Linked DNA regions of Mus musculus: all the other regions are linked to region 1. Evidence: chromatin loops called from intact Hi-C (ENCODE). Cell type or tissue: heart. All regions are shown on one strand.

What was found. Peaks named below come from ENCODE experiments on the same cell type or tissue, not always from the same donor. Only the 100,000 strongest peaks of a DNase experiment are listed, where the experiment ranks them.
Region 2: it touches region 1 in a loop (4-fold over the local background); 8 of 42 quality-filtered maps call a loop at or near these places.
Region 3: a loop joins it to region 1, with 4 times the contacts of the local background. A loop is called at or near these places in 3 of 42 quality-filtered maps.

The regions. Positions count from the first base shown.
Region 1 is chr10:118,047,664-118,052,663 of GRCm38, forward strand. Gm32663 (a long non-coding RNA gene) reads left to right here. Exons shown (of 6, transcript XR_003948955.1): 2 at 4,862-4,963. Among named protein-coding and RNA genes, the nearest start is that of Gm32663, 37 kb to the left of the region's middle. In heart, a CTCF peak has its summit at 2,355 (motif pointing left); DNase peaks (open chromatin) are centred at 1,858 and 4,618.
Region 2 is chr10:118,100,340-118,105,339 of GRCm38, forward strand. No RefSeq gene overlaps it. Among named protein-coding and RNA genes, the nearest start is that of Mdm1, 39 kb to the right of the region's middle. In heart, no CTCF peak of the experiment used is centred here; a DNase peak (open chromatin) is centred at 3,102; H3K4me3 peaks cover 875 bases; H3K27ac peaks cover 739 bases; H3K27me3 peaks cover 335 bases.
Region 3 is chr10:117,790,653-117,795,652 of GRCm38, forward strand. Nup107 (nucleoporin 107) reads right to left here and starts at 2,053. Exons shown (of 28, transcript NM_134010.2): 1 at 1,952-2,053. The coding sequence starts at 1,959. In heart, no CTCF peak of the experiment used is centred here; a DNase peak (open chromatin) is centred at 2,179; H3K4me3 peaks cover 2,468 bases; H3K27ac peaks cover 2,640 bases.

The sequences.
Region 1 (5,000 bases):
ATGCCATGTTGACATGATCAGAGCTGTCTTCAGGTTCCTTCTTACAAGCAAGCTGGTGTAGACAGCCGCACAGGGACGGACAAGTCACCATATCCTGATAACTTTGCAACCTCAGTTCAGAGTGCAGAGCAGTGCCTCCGGAAAAACCCGAGATGCATTTTAGCTCACAGGCTGCATCCTTGCTGGAGAGAGGAGCAGGTTAAGCCTGGCTGGAGAATACTAATTCTGATCCAACTGCTTCATTGTTTATGGAAGTCCAGGCTTCCATATAAAGAAAAGAGCAGTTCTCTTCCTAGATAACATTTGATCCATTATGATTTATCATTTGATGAATGGTGAGAAAAAAATCTGTATGCATTTCATAGAGATTACTTCTTTGGAATATTTTTAAATTTACATTTTTGGGGCTAATTTTCATACTTGGATACCATATTATGCCATTTTCCCCCTTCCTTGCTCTCTACCTCTAACGCTGTTTCTCTTGTCTTTTATTCTTTAGGTACAGTCACAGTCACGTTACAAATGAGCTCAGTGGCATAGCCTACTCAGTTCAGAAACACACTGAATCCTCCAGAGAGGTCCAAGCAGAAAGACTAGTGTCTTAGTCAGGGTTTCTGTTCCTGCACAAACATCACAACCAAGAAGCAAGTTGGGGAGGAAAGGGTTTATTTGGCTTACACTTCCATACTGCTGTTCATCACCAAAGGAAGTCAGGACTGGAACTCAAGCAGGTCAGAAAGCAGGAACTGATGCAGAGACCATGGAGGGATGTTACTTACTGGCTTGCTTCCTCTGGCTTGCTCAGCTTGCTTTCTTATAGAACCCAAGACTATCATCCTGGGGATGGCACCACCCACAATGGACGCTCCCCCCCCCCCCCTTGATCACCAACTGAGAAAATGCCTTACAGCTGGATCTCATGAAGGCATTTCCTCTTTTCTCTGTGATAATGCCAGCTTGTGTCAAGCTGACACACAAAACCAGCCAGTACAGCTATCTCCCACCTAAAAGAACACACAACAAACAGTGAGGCAGCAGTTGTTCATGTTCTTCAGGGGACCTGTCATTCTATCCATTTGGCAGTCTTGGCTAGAACATTAACACCGGGACACAACCAGGACAAGATGGCAGGGGGATGTGGTGGGCTGTGATGCTTCTAGAAAAATCTCAATCTCTCTCTCTCTCTCTCTCTCTCTCTCTCTCTCTCTCTCTCTCTCTCTCTCTCTCTCTCTCTCTCTCTCCAAAACAGACGTTCCAAGAAATGTCTTTCTGTCTCTAGATATTATACTGCCAGGATGCTAGTCAAAATTCCCTCACACCATGAGTAGCTCAGCAGCTGGCTGGCCAGTATCTCCTAGTGGATGAATCGATTGTTCCTAGGGTGCCGGGGAGACTTTCCCAACCCAATCAGGTCCGCTGCTATGCAGCTCTCTGAAAAGTAGGCAGCACATTTAGCAGAGCCAAGAGAGAAGTCTCAGATCCTTCATGACAACCGCGGGCTGCAGGATTAATCAAACCTGGAGTTTTTGGACCTCCGATTTTCTTGTTTTTAATAAACACACTTACGGTTGAAAGTGGGTGGAGTTGGTGTGTGATGAATCGGGACTTGATTTTGCTGACACAGGTATCTGTGAGTTCCCACGTAGGAGAGGGAGGGAGATCTATACTAGGACCGGATGGAACAATGGCAAATGGAAATATTCAGTTGGTGCTCAGGAAGAGAAGAGTGACCATAGAGGAGCCTGGAGTACCATCCGGGTTGGAAAAGAACTCTGTCCTGTCTCCGAGAGGAACAGGATGCTGGCAGGGCTGCTGGTGCCCTTGCCAAGGAGGCTGAAGTTCAGGGCAGTGTTCCAGGAGGAACAGGCGCCCGAACGTGGGTCAGGAAGCCAAGGCATGGGGAAGATTGCTCTGCCAGGTTTTGGGACTGCGCTGCCAGGGTCCAGCGCAAAAGTTATATATAGAGAGGCCAGTCGGAGAAAAAGGAAGCACACAGAGAGCCGATAGACTGTAGAGGACTGGACTAGGTGGTGAACAAGGGTAAGGCTCCCAGGATCCTACAAGGCAGGAGCAGAATTGGTTCAGATGAGACAGAATGCTGGTGGCTTTCCGAAACCGCCACAGATCGGGCTGAGAAATGCAGGAAACATTCTTTTTGCAAACAGTCTTGGCCCATTTTCTTGGTATTGTTATAGAACTGCTTAGTTTTCTTCCTAAACCCTTAAAAGAAGTATCGTGGGGCTGGAGAGATGGCTCAGCAGTTAAGAGCACTAACTACTCTTCCAAAGGTCCTGAGTTCAAATCCCAGCAACCACGTGGTGGCTCACAACCATCCGTAATGAGATCTGACGCCCTCTTCTGGTGCGTCTGAAGACAGCTACAGTGTACTTACATGTAATAATAAACAAATGTTAACAACAACAACAACAACAATAACAACAGAAGTATCATCCCTCCCACCACTGCCTCTGTATTGCGTTTGATATGTGATCCTCTGAAAAGGGCTCCCTCCTCCCTCATTCGAGAAAGGTTCCAAGGTTACTTGCTTATCTGCTGCCGGCAATTTGGGTCCTGTGTGGCACACCCCTTGCTTGCAGTGTGATTTCCATTAGTCATTTCCCCCCTTCTTTCTTTTCTTTGCTCATTCAGTTACCAAGTCATCTGCAGGCTGATTCTTTGGACTCTTATAATTGGATGGTCTGAGGAGGTAGCTTCAGAATAAGGAAATCTGTTGTGGTCACTGCATTCTTTGGAGACCTCAGAGCATCAATTTCTCTCTGATTCAGCCAGGAAGTCTGTCTTCCTTTGGACTGTGGTGGCTGATGTCATGAGAGATGATTTTTGTCTAGTCAGCGGGCTGAGCTCTGTGGCAGCATTAGTACCAGAACGTAGTGATGGTGTCGAATGAAAGAAGAAACCATGAAGGGTGTGGTTCCTCCTTGGCTGTGCCCCATTCCTCATTTCTAATAAGGTTCAGCTTCTTTCACCTCAATTCAGTGTGATGCTTCAGAAAGTGAGCAGAGGATACGGTTTCCTGCAATGCAGGAAGCTACATAGGGGCTGGAGAGATGGCTCAGCAGTTCAGTATTTGCCTGCTCTTGCAGAGGTCCAGCATCCACATCAGTGGGCTTACAACCTCCTGTACTTCAATTGCAGGGGATCTGACAACCTCTTCTGGCTTCTGTGGACACTTGCAGGCATCCACATAAACATACCAACACACACACACACACACACACACACACACACACACACACACACACACACACACACAGAGAGAGAGAGAGAGAGAGAGAGAGAGAGAGAGAGAGAACACCTTTTTTTAAAGTACCATTACAAAGTCATAAATTAAATATGAAGTCGGAAAACATTTGCAGTTTAGTGAACAAGGTCTCATCTTCTTTATGTATAGAACTTTCTCATAAGTTAATAGGAAAAAGGCCACAAGTCCAATGCGAAAAATGTGTAAAATAAAATAAAATCCACAGAAAAGAGGATGTCCTTGTTAAACACATTAAGAGATAGCTAGCTTTATACGGCTGTAGTTAGGAATCAAATTGCTCCAGATAGTCATTTTTACTGTTGCAGGGTAGCAGTTCTCAACCTTCCTGATGCTGTGACCCTTTAATACGGTTCCTCAGGTTGTAGTGACCCCAGCCATAAAATTATTTCTGTTGCTGTTTCATAATTGTAATTTTGCCACTTTTATGAATTGTGGTATAGATCTCATAGTGTAAATATTCTGGTGTCTAGGGTGAACCCTGTGAAAGGGTCATTTGACTCCCAAAGAGTTGGGACCCTGAAGTCGGGCACCACTGTTGCATGGTGAGAAGGAAGTCAAATGTGAACAGATATGAGGAGATTGGTGTTCTCAGACATTACCAGTGGGGTAATAAACTTGTATAACTTCACGAACAGTTATTTGGAATCAGCCTTTAAAATTGTGTATATCTTGAATACTTCACCTCATGAACGCCATTGTCAGAATTTATTCTATAGACTTATTTATCTAGAGTGATTGAAATGCTCACAGTGTTACAGTAAGAGCAGAAGATTTGAAACAATGCAAATATTTGTCAACAGGGAAGTAGTTAAGTAAATTATGGGCATCCTATACAATGAAATATGCTGTCGCCATAAAATGGCAATACTCTTTATGAATACACGTCAAAAGATTACCAAGATATTTTATTTAAAAAAAAACAGGGTAATTTTAAAAATTAGGTAACAAAATTAAAGAATGTATTTGTTTCTCTATGAAATATTCAAGCAAGATGGCCAAGAAATTGATACTCTTTAGGATGTTGGCGGAGAGGAAATTGGTGTCCGGAATTTAGGATAGGAGAGAGGAATCTAACCCCACTGAAAGAAGGCATTGCCAATTCAAATTAGTCAGCATTAAAAAAGAAAGATAGAAATGTTCTGACACATTTTGTCTGAAAGGATCCGAATTCATCCTATCTGCACGATGTCCTCTGCTTCCCTTTCTGCCTGTTTTACTGCTGTTTAGTGGCTGCGTTTCCTCTTTCTCCAGGCTGCATGTTCCCCCCAGGCCGCGGTTCCTCTTTCTCCAGGCTGCATGTTCCCCCCAGGCTGAATGTTTGACATTTCTAACCTTGTTTGCCTTCTACACCCTTCTGTAATCTTTCAGTAGCATCTAAGCGTGGCCGCCCAGATCGCTCCTATGGGTCAGGTTGGAGGTGGTCGCCCTTTCATCCCTGACCCAGCACCTCAGCCCTACGTGTAGAAAAGGGTCACGGATGAGGGGTCAGCAGAAAGCTTGTTAGCTGTTTGCAGGATATGAGCAGGCGTCTGCAACCTCTGACACGCATGCTGACAAAGGTGTCTGACGTCATTTTAGGCTCTGGAATTGTGAGAAAGGCTGACACATACATGGAGCGGCAAGAAGAATCGATGAATTGGCTTCAACCCTTGCTCTACAACCCACAGGCATAGGATCACGGTGCGTTTTTCCTAGTGTCGCGTCCCTATAGGTGGGC
Region 2 (5,000 bases), 53 kb after region 1:
TCACCTGCCCACAGGGAGGCATGGCTGTGCATTCTTAAAGCAGAGTAGAACAGAACTCTGAGTCCAAGGCTTGGTGGTCTTAAGACTGGGGTAGTGATGTCAGTGGCGAGAGGATGCATGTTACAGAAAGGACCATCTTCCGGCTTAATGTGTAAAGTGGCACACTGATTCGTCTGAGAATATGGGGACATTCCCAGACTAATAGAATCCCTGACTAAGTCAGTATCAGAACCTCTGAGTGACCTGTGGAAAGGCGGCTTACTTCAGGAAGAGGGAGTAGCAGTGGGGACACACACCCTCTTTATGGCAGTTAGGTGAATAGTTTCTGTTTGCTGGACACTGAACCTATGTGCAACTGCAGATGAAGCAACAGGAAAGTGGGAGATGCTAAAGCCAGCCGAGCGATCTGTTCTTCAGTCTTGAAAGTCCCTGATGAAAGCTATTTCAGAATGAGAAGATGTTCACAGTTGTTATGGCAACCAGCAAATCTGCTTGGCCACCGGAAACCCTTCCCCTAAAGACCACAATAGCTTTTGTTATGAAACGTGGGGACTTTATTTCATTTCCCCTATTATCTATTTTCAAAGTTGTCAACAGTAACAAATTCCTTAGTACCTGTGGCCCAAGTTCTGGGACAACCCTGAGCCCCACTACTTCCATCTGCACTGTAGTGTGTAACTTCAATCTTTGCTCCATTTATAGGGGGATAAAAATACCCATCATGCGTATTGAAAAGAGAATAGAGTCATTTACCTTTGCAGCCTTTTCATGGCATATTTGCTGTAGAGGACAAATACGTTTTCTTTGAAGTATTAATTCTAATTGAATGATGTTGGCCTTGCCTCTGTCAAGAAGGTTCTGAGACTGTGTTCCAACTCAGTGGTTGGGGATGAGGCAGAAGTGGCTTTAAAGTTCTATGTATTTGCTTCCTTGGTTTGGGGCATTACCTCATTGTTCCCTGTAATGACTTTTGGGGGTTTAGATGTCCAAAATTAGCTTGTTGGATGCTACTTGACTGGTGCTGACTCATGGAAGAAAAAGTTCTTATGTTCAAGGCTAAAAAGTATACCTTGATTCTTTTAAAACATCTCTCCCTCTCTCTCCCTTCTTTCCTTCTTTCCTTCCTTCCTTTTTACTGGCAGAAATGAGGGGTGTTCGTTGTTAAACGTTTGGCAAATCACACAGAAGTATCTGGAATAAAACAAGAGCACTCCACATCTCATAATGCCTACATAAATTAACATGGTGGCTGGAGGTTTCAAGCCTTTGATCTGATTTATTCATCTACTTATATTTTAAAATGGTTACTAGCTGCTGTGTGGAATGGGTTATGGACAGACACTGTGGATTCAGGGGGATCATTCTGGAAGCTCATGAAGAAGTCAAGTGAGGGGAGGCTGACCTAAAGGCAAATTCTGTGGCTATTTTGAAGGTGGAGACCACAGGACTTGTTAATGGACTGACTGTAAACTATGAGGGAAGGAAGACATGAAGAGATGGCTGTCCTGTCTTCTGGCCCTCTGCCTGGTGAAATGGTAGCCCCTTTACTGAGGTTGGGTGTGATGAGGAAGAAGCAGGGGTGTGGTGTTTGTGCGTGTTGGGGCAGGGGAGGTAGAGGAAGTTAGATTCTGTTATGAGAGGCTAAGTAAAGGTATCATACCGGGGTGAGCATTTCTAGGAGATACTTGGATATACACTAAAGGCCTGGGGGAGGAGAATGGAGACAGATATTTTATCAAAGGACCATCAGCACAGTAAAGCCACACAGGAGATGAGGTAAATGTAGTGAGTTAAGGGTGGACGAGGAGATGCCTCAAGGACAGAGACTATTTGAGGAGAGGAAGTTACAGCCTGGGAACCAAGAGTAGCCAGGAGCCAGGCTGAGACCCAAGGACAGTGCTCGAAGTAGCAGACAAGAGAAGAGTGTCCCCCTCCCATGAGAAAGGAAGTGCTTCCCCCTATCTTTGTACACATATACACATAGTATATTTTATGTATGCACACATACATATTTTATGTGAGGATATATAGATATATCCTCACATAAATATATATATTAATATTACAGATGATGCAACGGGCCTTACCAGGAATACTGTTTTTGGGGGTGGGTACTGAGAATCAAAGCTAGAGCCTTGCACATGGTAGACGAGTGATCTATTATTGAGCTATCTCCTAAATTTTTATTCTGAGGCAGTGTCTCTGCTGTTCAGCTAGTCTTGGGCTCATGCAGTAGCCCAAGTCTGGCTCTTTTGAAAAAAATGTCCTTCTGAGATACTATTCTGAATGACAACCAAGTATTCATTCTCTCTCTCTCTCTCTCTCTCTCTCTCTCTCAGTGTTTTCGAGACAGGGTTTCTCTGTATAGCCCTGGCCGTCCTGGAACTCACTTTGTAGACCAGGCTAGCCTTGAACTCAGAAATCTACCTGCCTCTACCTCCCGAGTGCTGGTATTAAAGGCGTGTGCCACCACAAGTATTCTATCTTTATAAATGACCATGAGAACAACATTCTATAGACACACCTGGTGTTTCTTCAGGCTAAATTCCCCAAGTGTAGACAAGACAACCTTTAAGGCTTTTGATACATGCTTTTAAATTGCCTCAGAAGGAGAAGTTTCTGGCAGGATGGTACCCCCCCCCCCGCACCCCGCACCACCCCCCCCCCCCCCCCCCGCCAGCAATCAGTTGAAACCATGTATCTGGTTTTATCTGGTTGTCACTATCACCATTCAAAATTGTGCGGGGGTTGGGGGGAGGATATGCCGTCTCGTTTCTACTTTATTTCCACTTGCATGACTTGATTACATTATGGAACCATGTCAGTCGTCTGTGTAAGCAGGGGGGTTGCTGAGGAGGGAGAAAGGCATGGTCTGAGCCAGTCTCCAGGGTGAGGGGTGGAGCAGATCTTTGTCAGCCCACACGCTGAGGTTCCCACAGCTCAAAGCTTCCTCCCTCTCGGTCGGCTTCCTGCGCCGCCCAGCCTAAGAAAGGGCGTGGTCACAGAGAAGCGGAGCATCTCTCCTCCGCCAGCCAGGCGCTCTGCTCACTTGCTAGGGGTGGAGGCTGTGTTGCCTTGTGAACCGCTGTCCACATTGCCCAATAGAACAACAAACACGGGCCAGGGCACAGGGGCGGCAGGCCCTGCATCCTGCGTCCTTTCCTCACAGGGCGGAGTCATTTCAGCTCCTGAGATTCCTTCATACAGCCTTGCTGGGCGTGAGCCCAGCAGAAGGGGAAAGACTGTTGTGAAATTGTGGGAGGACACAGCATCTCTGTTGGTGACAAGGGACAATTGCATCATGCTGTTAGGCTGCGATGTGGAAATCACAGATGCCCAGGAGATAGGAATCTTAAGAATGTGTGGGACATACAGATAGATGCCCCCCAAATGGGGACTGTGACCGTCTTTTATGAGCTATTTCTTATTTCACAACTTATTTCATAACCATCAGTTGGAACAACAACAACAACGACAAAAACCTTAAAAATGCAATTCAAGAGTTGTCTAAACAGCACACACGTCTGAGACGGGTTCTGTGAGAACCAAGAATGATTCTCGAGAAGAAAAGACCCTCAGACGACCCAGGTTCCAAATCCAAAGGAAAGCATTCTGTGAGGAGTGAAACGAAAATGGAAAAAGTTCAGTAGAGAACACGCTGTTGTCCAGTTTTTCGTTTGTTCGTTCATTTTGTTTTTCTGATAAGGTCTTGTGCCCTAGCACTGACTGTCCTGGAACTCACTACGCAGATGAGGCTGGCCTTGAATTCTGCCTCTTCCTGCTCTGCTGGGATTAAAGGCATAACACCACCAGGCCTGGTGCTTTTTAAATCATAAAGCAATGTACTGTTGTTATAAATGTGTCCCATTTAGCGGACTGAAAACGCTGAGTCACGGGAAGTAAAAGTTAGCTTCCTCCCGTCCTGTCAGGTCACTACCACCCTCCAATAACTTGGTGTCTATTTTCTAGAGACTTTATAATGCAACTTAAAATATTTATAATTATAATGTATGTACATTATAAGTTATTATATGTGTGATGTAGGTAATTATAGCATTTACGATGTTAGAGCATAGATGGTATTCATTAATCAAAGTATACTTTTGCTTTGATTATTTTTTCCATTAATTATTGTGTTTGTGAGAAAGAGAGTGGGTGTCACAGACCCTGTGTGGTGATCAGAAGACAACTTGTAGGAGTCACTTCTCTCCTACCATACACGGTGCTCCAGCTATCTAACTCCGGTCACCAGGTTTGGTGGCAATACCTGCCAAGCCATCTCCCTGCCCCAACATATTTTAAGAAAATGAGTTAATAATATTGAAATTCTGCAGCTTATTTTAATGTTTTTCTCTTAGCAGGTAGCTTTGCTTCATCTGTCTGAAATAAAGATCAAAACCAAAGCAAACCAAAAAACCAACAACAGCAGCAAAAACCCCAACAAACTAACAAGAAAAAAGAAAGAAAGAAAGAAAGAAAGAAAGAAAGAAAGAAAGAAAGAAAGAAAGAAAGAAAGAAAGAAAGAAATGAAAGAAATTGCTTTGAGCCACAGATACCAGATAGATTTACTCATCCCTTTTCCTCCTTCTTCTGTGTTCCCCCTTTCCCCCGGGGAACCACTTGAGGTGCTGGAGTGAAGGAACCACAATCCCTGCCCTCATATAAAGGCCATTTCCATGGAAAGAGGAGGGCAGTAAACAATGTAACACACAGTACAGGTGGCTGGCAGGGCAGGAAGGGCGCACCACAGGGTTAGGAAGAGCCTCCTTGGAAGGAAGCACTTGAGCTGAGACCTGGAAGGGAGAGAGGGCTAGAATCACATGACTATCTGGGGGAGGGCACCCCAGGGAAAGGGCATAGGAAGCCCAATCAACCTGGGAGGAGGAGGAGGAGGAGGAAGAAGAAGAGGAGGAGGAGGAGGGGGAGGGGAAGAGGGAGGGGGAGGAGGAGAAAAGAAGGAGAAGGAAGAGGAGGAAGATAAGAAAGAGCAGGAGGAAGAG
Region 3 (5,000 bases), 260 kb before region 1:
TCACCCCAATAGCCAAGTCTTGGATCTTGTTGGCAAGAATAACCTCTTGTCTCTGAGTCCTGCTTACTCCCCCAAATCCCACCCAGTGCTCGGCTACCAGCCCTGTCTTTGACTGCCTAGTATCACAATAGTATGTTCTCCGCGGAGTTATCTTAGAACCCGAAATTTATACTACAGTATGGCTTCATAAAGGTAAATCTTTTCCTCCATCAGACCAAAGAGCTGCTTGACTACAGAATTCTCTACAAGGAAGGACTCTGCACTCTCTAAAATACGGTGATGAGTTAGCTGCTTGTTGAAGGGCTTGGTTTTAGCCCAGGCTCACACCTCTAATCCAAATTGTACTACATAGGAAGTGCCAGGCCAATCTGAGACAGGGTGAAAGCAGCTTCAAAAACAAACCCAAACAAAGAAGGAACAGGCTCTGAGAATTCTTCTTTTTTTTAATCCTCATGAAAACTTCACAGAATATATCTATACAAGCTAAGCCAGTCATCATGTCACTAGGCAATATCATCATATGGGACCACTGTTATATTTTTGGCCTGCATGCTGACCAAACACTGCTATGCAGCCAGGACTATACTTCAGACTGTGAGTACGATATGGCTTGGCGGGATGAAAGAAAAAGTGAAGCAATTCTAGTGAAGAGGAGAAATGGCCCTTCAAGTGATTTCCCTCCATGTAGACTAAGGATGTCTCCTGTCTTAGCACAGTGCTATGGGCCTCCAGCACTGTCATCTGACAGCTTATAAACTAAACCATGGGGGTTGATTTTAATTATCCTTCTAGTACACCTTTCTTCCACTTAAAATCTCCAGCCAGCTTCCTCTTCTCTGCAGACTCAAGCTAACACTCACCAGCACAGTATTTACACCACCATCCTAATTTAGTTCTGCCCATCAAGTCCATCCGCATTGCTGGGAGCATTCAGCCACACAAGCGTGAACATTTTTCATGACTTTATATCTGAGTATGTTTCTTTTACAGAGGTCTATATGTGTTCCCCTGTCACTGGATGTTCATCTATCTACTTAAGTTATTCATCAAACAGCTTTATGGAGATTCAAAGGTCCCTGCTGGTAATGTTTCTCTTTCCCCCCCCAGAACCTAAGGGTTACTACGCAAGCACTCTACCACTGAGCTATATCCCCAGCCCCATAACAGGGTTCTATTTAACTATGCCATTCCTTAAATCTCTTACAGGCTCACTGTTCTATATAGATAAGATCCTCACGGGATTGCTCTAAAACTAAATGTGCCACTTAAAGCTTAAGGAACACACATAAGATAACCCCTAGCACAATGTTTTCAGTATCAATAATGTGCTATTATTACTCAAAAGACCAGCTAGCAAGTTACTTTTATAGGTTTGCCTGAAACTCCTGTGACAGGGAGATAAAACATCTCCTTCATTTATTTTCCCCGCAGTACAGTATAAATACATCGTATTACACTGCTCGACTGTCTTCACTACACAATCTACTCCCCGATGCCAAGGGCCTTAAACAACCCATCTTCGTGTCAGGCGAGCATAAATCATTTGAGAGGGAGGGAGAAATTCAACTCCCTAGGGCCGGCACTTTAAAGTCTAAGCTGACCACCGTTACCCAATAACGTACAGCTGACATGACTTAATAACCGCAATAAAACCACGCTGAGGACGTCTGGGCTGAACTGTCAGTGCGGCTGATGGCCCTGAGCTCGAACTGCTTCATTTCGCATTTCGAATGCGGGACCATCACAGACCCCCGCACACTTCGGAGCGAGCGCCGAGAAGACCCGGGAGGCGCGGCGTGGAACCCCGGGGATCCGCATTCTCACATCCCCGCTCCAATCGCGCCAAGCGTCCATTCCTCCACCGAGGGCCAAATCCCTGGCCGCGGAGGCGGTTACGTCGCTAACAGGCGAGAGCCCCAGTCTCGGCCGAGGCGTCCCTACCAGGACTGACCTGTCCATGGCTTCAGCGGTCTCCGCCTAGAACCTTGCAACTCTTTGACTGCAGCCTGGCCGCCGCGTTTCAGCCTTCCCGCTCTCCGGAAGCACACCCTTCGACCCGGAAGCGCGGCCTGGCTAAGCCAGTCCCAGAGAAACAATGTTCCCGCTCGGCGCATGCGCGACTTTCGTCTCCAGCCGCAGGCTCAGTGGGCGCAGGCGCGGAAGTGTGCCAGGGAGTGACTGCGTGGCTGGGTGGTGCCGGCCAGGCAGGAAGGGGGCGGGGAAAGGGGCGGAGCTTGGGTATGTCGCCTGAGCCTGGCTTGTGGGCGTGGTCTGGGTGGGGCGTTGTTCTGGGAAGCCGGAAGTCTATAACCTGGACTTTAGGAATCTGTTGAAGAGTCTGCATTCAGCGTTCTTGTTTGCGGTTCAGCGCCACTTTACGGGATCTGGCCTGTCTCGGGGCGCTCACCTCTTTGAACTGTGGTGTAACCTCACTGGACGGGTTTTGAGGTTGTTTTCTCTCGTTATTTATTTCTCTTTTACGGAATCAGCCGTTTTTTAAGAAATCCAATAAAAAAAGCAAAGCATAAGAAAGCCACATGGGAGGCTGAGGCAGGAGGAAGAACCACGATTTTGAAGCAAGCCTGCACTAAGAAAGCCTGACGATAGTAATAATAGCAATTATTATTGTTGCTGTTATTATCATAAATTTTAAAAGTTTTGGGCGTGGGAATACTTACCTGTTCCAGTACCTCAAAAATGTTAGGTCTCAGGCCCTCCAAATATCTAGAAATGAGCTCTGGCTGAACCATTTCTGATTTCTGGCGGTTAGATAAACGCCAGCATTCCTCAGGAACTCCTGTAATGCGTTTTCCTTCGGTCTTCTTAGCTACTTGTCCCCACAATCCCGACTCTGCACTAATTTCTAGTCTCTGCTCTCTCATCTTGCACACAAAACTATCTTGAAGAGCTCCAACAGGCGCAGACATTGCAGACACATCACCAGCAGGTGTGGCCCTCTCCCTTCCCCTCTCCCTTGCTAAACCGTTAGATTACATTCCTAAACCTAGCCACCAAGGTCTCTTCCCTTATTTGGCCACATCCTTATGCCTGACTAAAACTCCGAGGTCCAACTATCAAAATTCACTAGCTGGCTAACATGTCCACTTAGGACTTACCAACTCATCCTAGCACAGCCTTCCCCCTTTCTCCTGCAGAGACACCTGCTGCCTTCTTTGGCCGATCCAGACGGAGGCAACACCTTCTGCTTGTCCGTCTTGGGTAATACATTTCCTTTGTGCTGAGCATTTGGTGTCTGGGTGTGTTCTGTCCTGACTCCCATCTCTTGCTGATGTAACTATTCTCTCCCATTCTCTAGCTTCCCCGGCCCTGGCCATGTCCAGCCTGTTTCTTTTTCTCTCCGCTCTGGGCACTTCCAGGTGCCTCTGGATCTTTTCTCTCTCTTACCCACATTAAAAACCTTATCCCTAACGGAGCAGTCACGGTGGCAGTTTCTTTACTGTGCCCGTCCCATGCACAGAGTAAGGTACAGACAGGAATCAGGGCCATGCTCAGGCCCTACTAAGTTAGAGGCCAGTACGAGTTTGTTGTTGTTTTGTTTGTTTCTTTGTTTTGATACCCAGTCTCAAAAGAAAAGAAAAAAGTAGTACTATAGTATCCCTTCTAATCCAGAGCTGTCTGAGTAAAAGGCAGTGCATCCAGCTGCCTGAAGAATTCAGTTGTTACTTTTTTGCTCCTCACTTTGAAAGCAGACACTGTTTATTAAGTAACCAGATTACAACCATAGTGTTAGAAGGGCCAGCCAGGGAGCAGCTTGCCCTGCAAACCTGATGATCTAGCTTCTGTCCCTGGACCCCTGGTAAATGTGGAAGGAGAAAACCAACCACAAAAAAAATTGTCTTCTAGTCTCAAAACTCAGCCCTACCTCCATGTATGCTACAATTACACACAAACACACAAGTGTACATACAAATACACACATGCACACATGGATGCCTGCACACGTACAACACATATGCCACACCACATACCCCACACACACGCACACCATGTCATACACATACACATATCACACCGAATATGTGCACACATACACCCACACATGCATGCACACATATCTGTGTGTGCATCACATCTATTAAATAACCCTGAGATATGATATTTCCTGTTTCAATTACTAAATAAAAATCCTTTGGTGTGGATGAACCCCCTGCATTTGGCCACAGCAAATTAGATTCACCAAGATAGAATCACTCATGAGGGCTGGAGAGACGGCTCAGTGGTTAAGAGCACTGACTGTTTTTCCAGAGGTCCTGAGAGGTCAATTCCCAGCAACCACATGGTGGCTCACAACCACCGGTAATGAAATCCGATGCCCTCTTCTGGTGTGTTTGAAGACAGCTACAGTGTACTCATATACACTATATATATAACCATATATATATATATATATATATATATATATATATATATATATATACATAAAAGTCACCCACGAACGTTCTACCTTACAAGGCTAAATTATCTGATCTCCAGACAATTAAAGAGAGATAACCAGATTTTCCACAAGGACCATTTTTGATTGGCATAGTCAAATTGTCTCTGCTTAATTTTACAAGAAAAGTAACCCAGTGCTAAGTACTTCATCTTCAGTTGTTTTGCCTTGCTGGCCCTGCCTTATGCAGAGGCTCACTTCCTCACTTTGTGACTCCCAAATGCCTTTATTGTTGGCTTGTCCTTGGACACATTCTGCTATCTAGCTCAGGCTGGCCTTGGATGCACTGCCCCCTTGCCTTAGCCTCTGCTGTTCTTTCTTTCCCCAAGCTTTGTTTGTCTCTGTTCGTGACCTCGGAGGCGATTTGGTAGTAGAGCTGCTGCATCTCAGCATAAACAGCTGTGGTGGAGCCCTGACAGGAGAGCCTGCAGCTCCCTTTTCCTGCGATCCTGGCCCTTCTCTGTCCCTAGAGCAAAGCTCTTCTGCTCATCTCACTGGAACACTTTTCTTCTACAGGATGGAGTGTTGTCTGACTCTAGGATTGTAA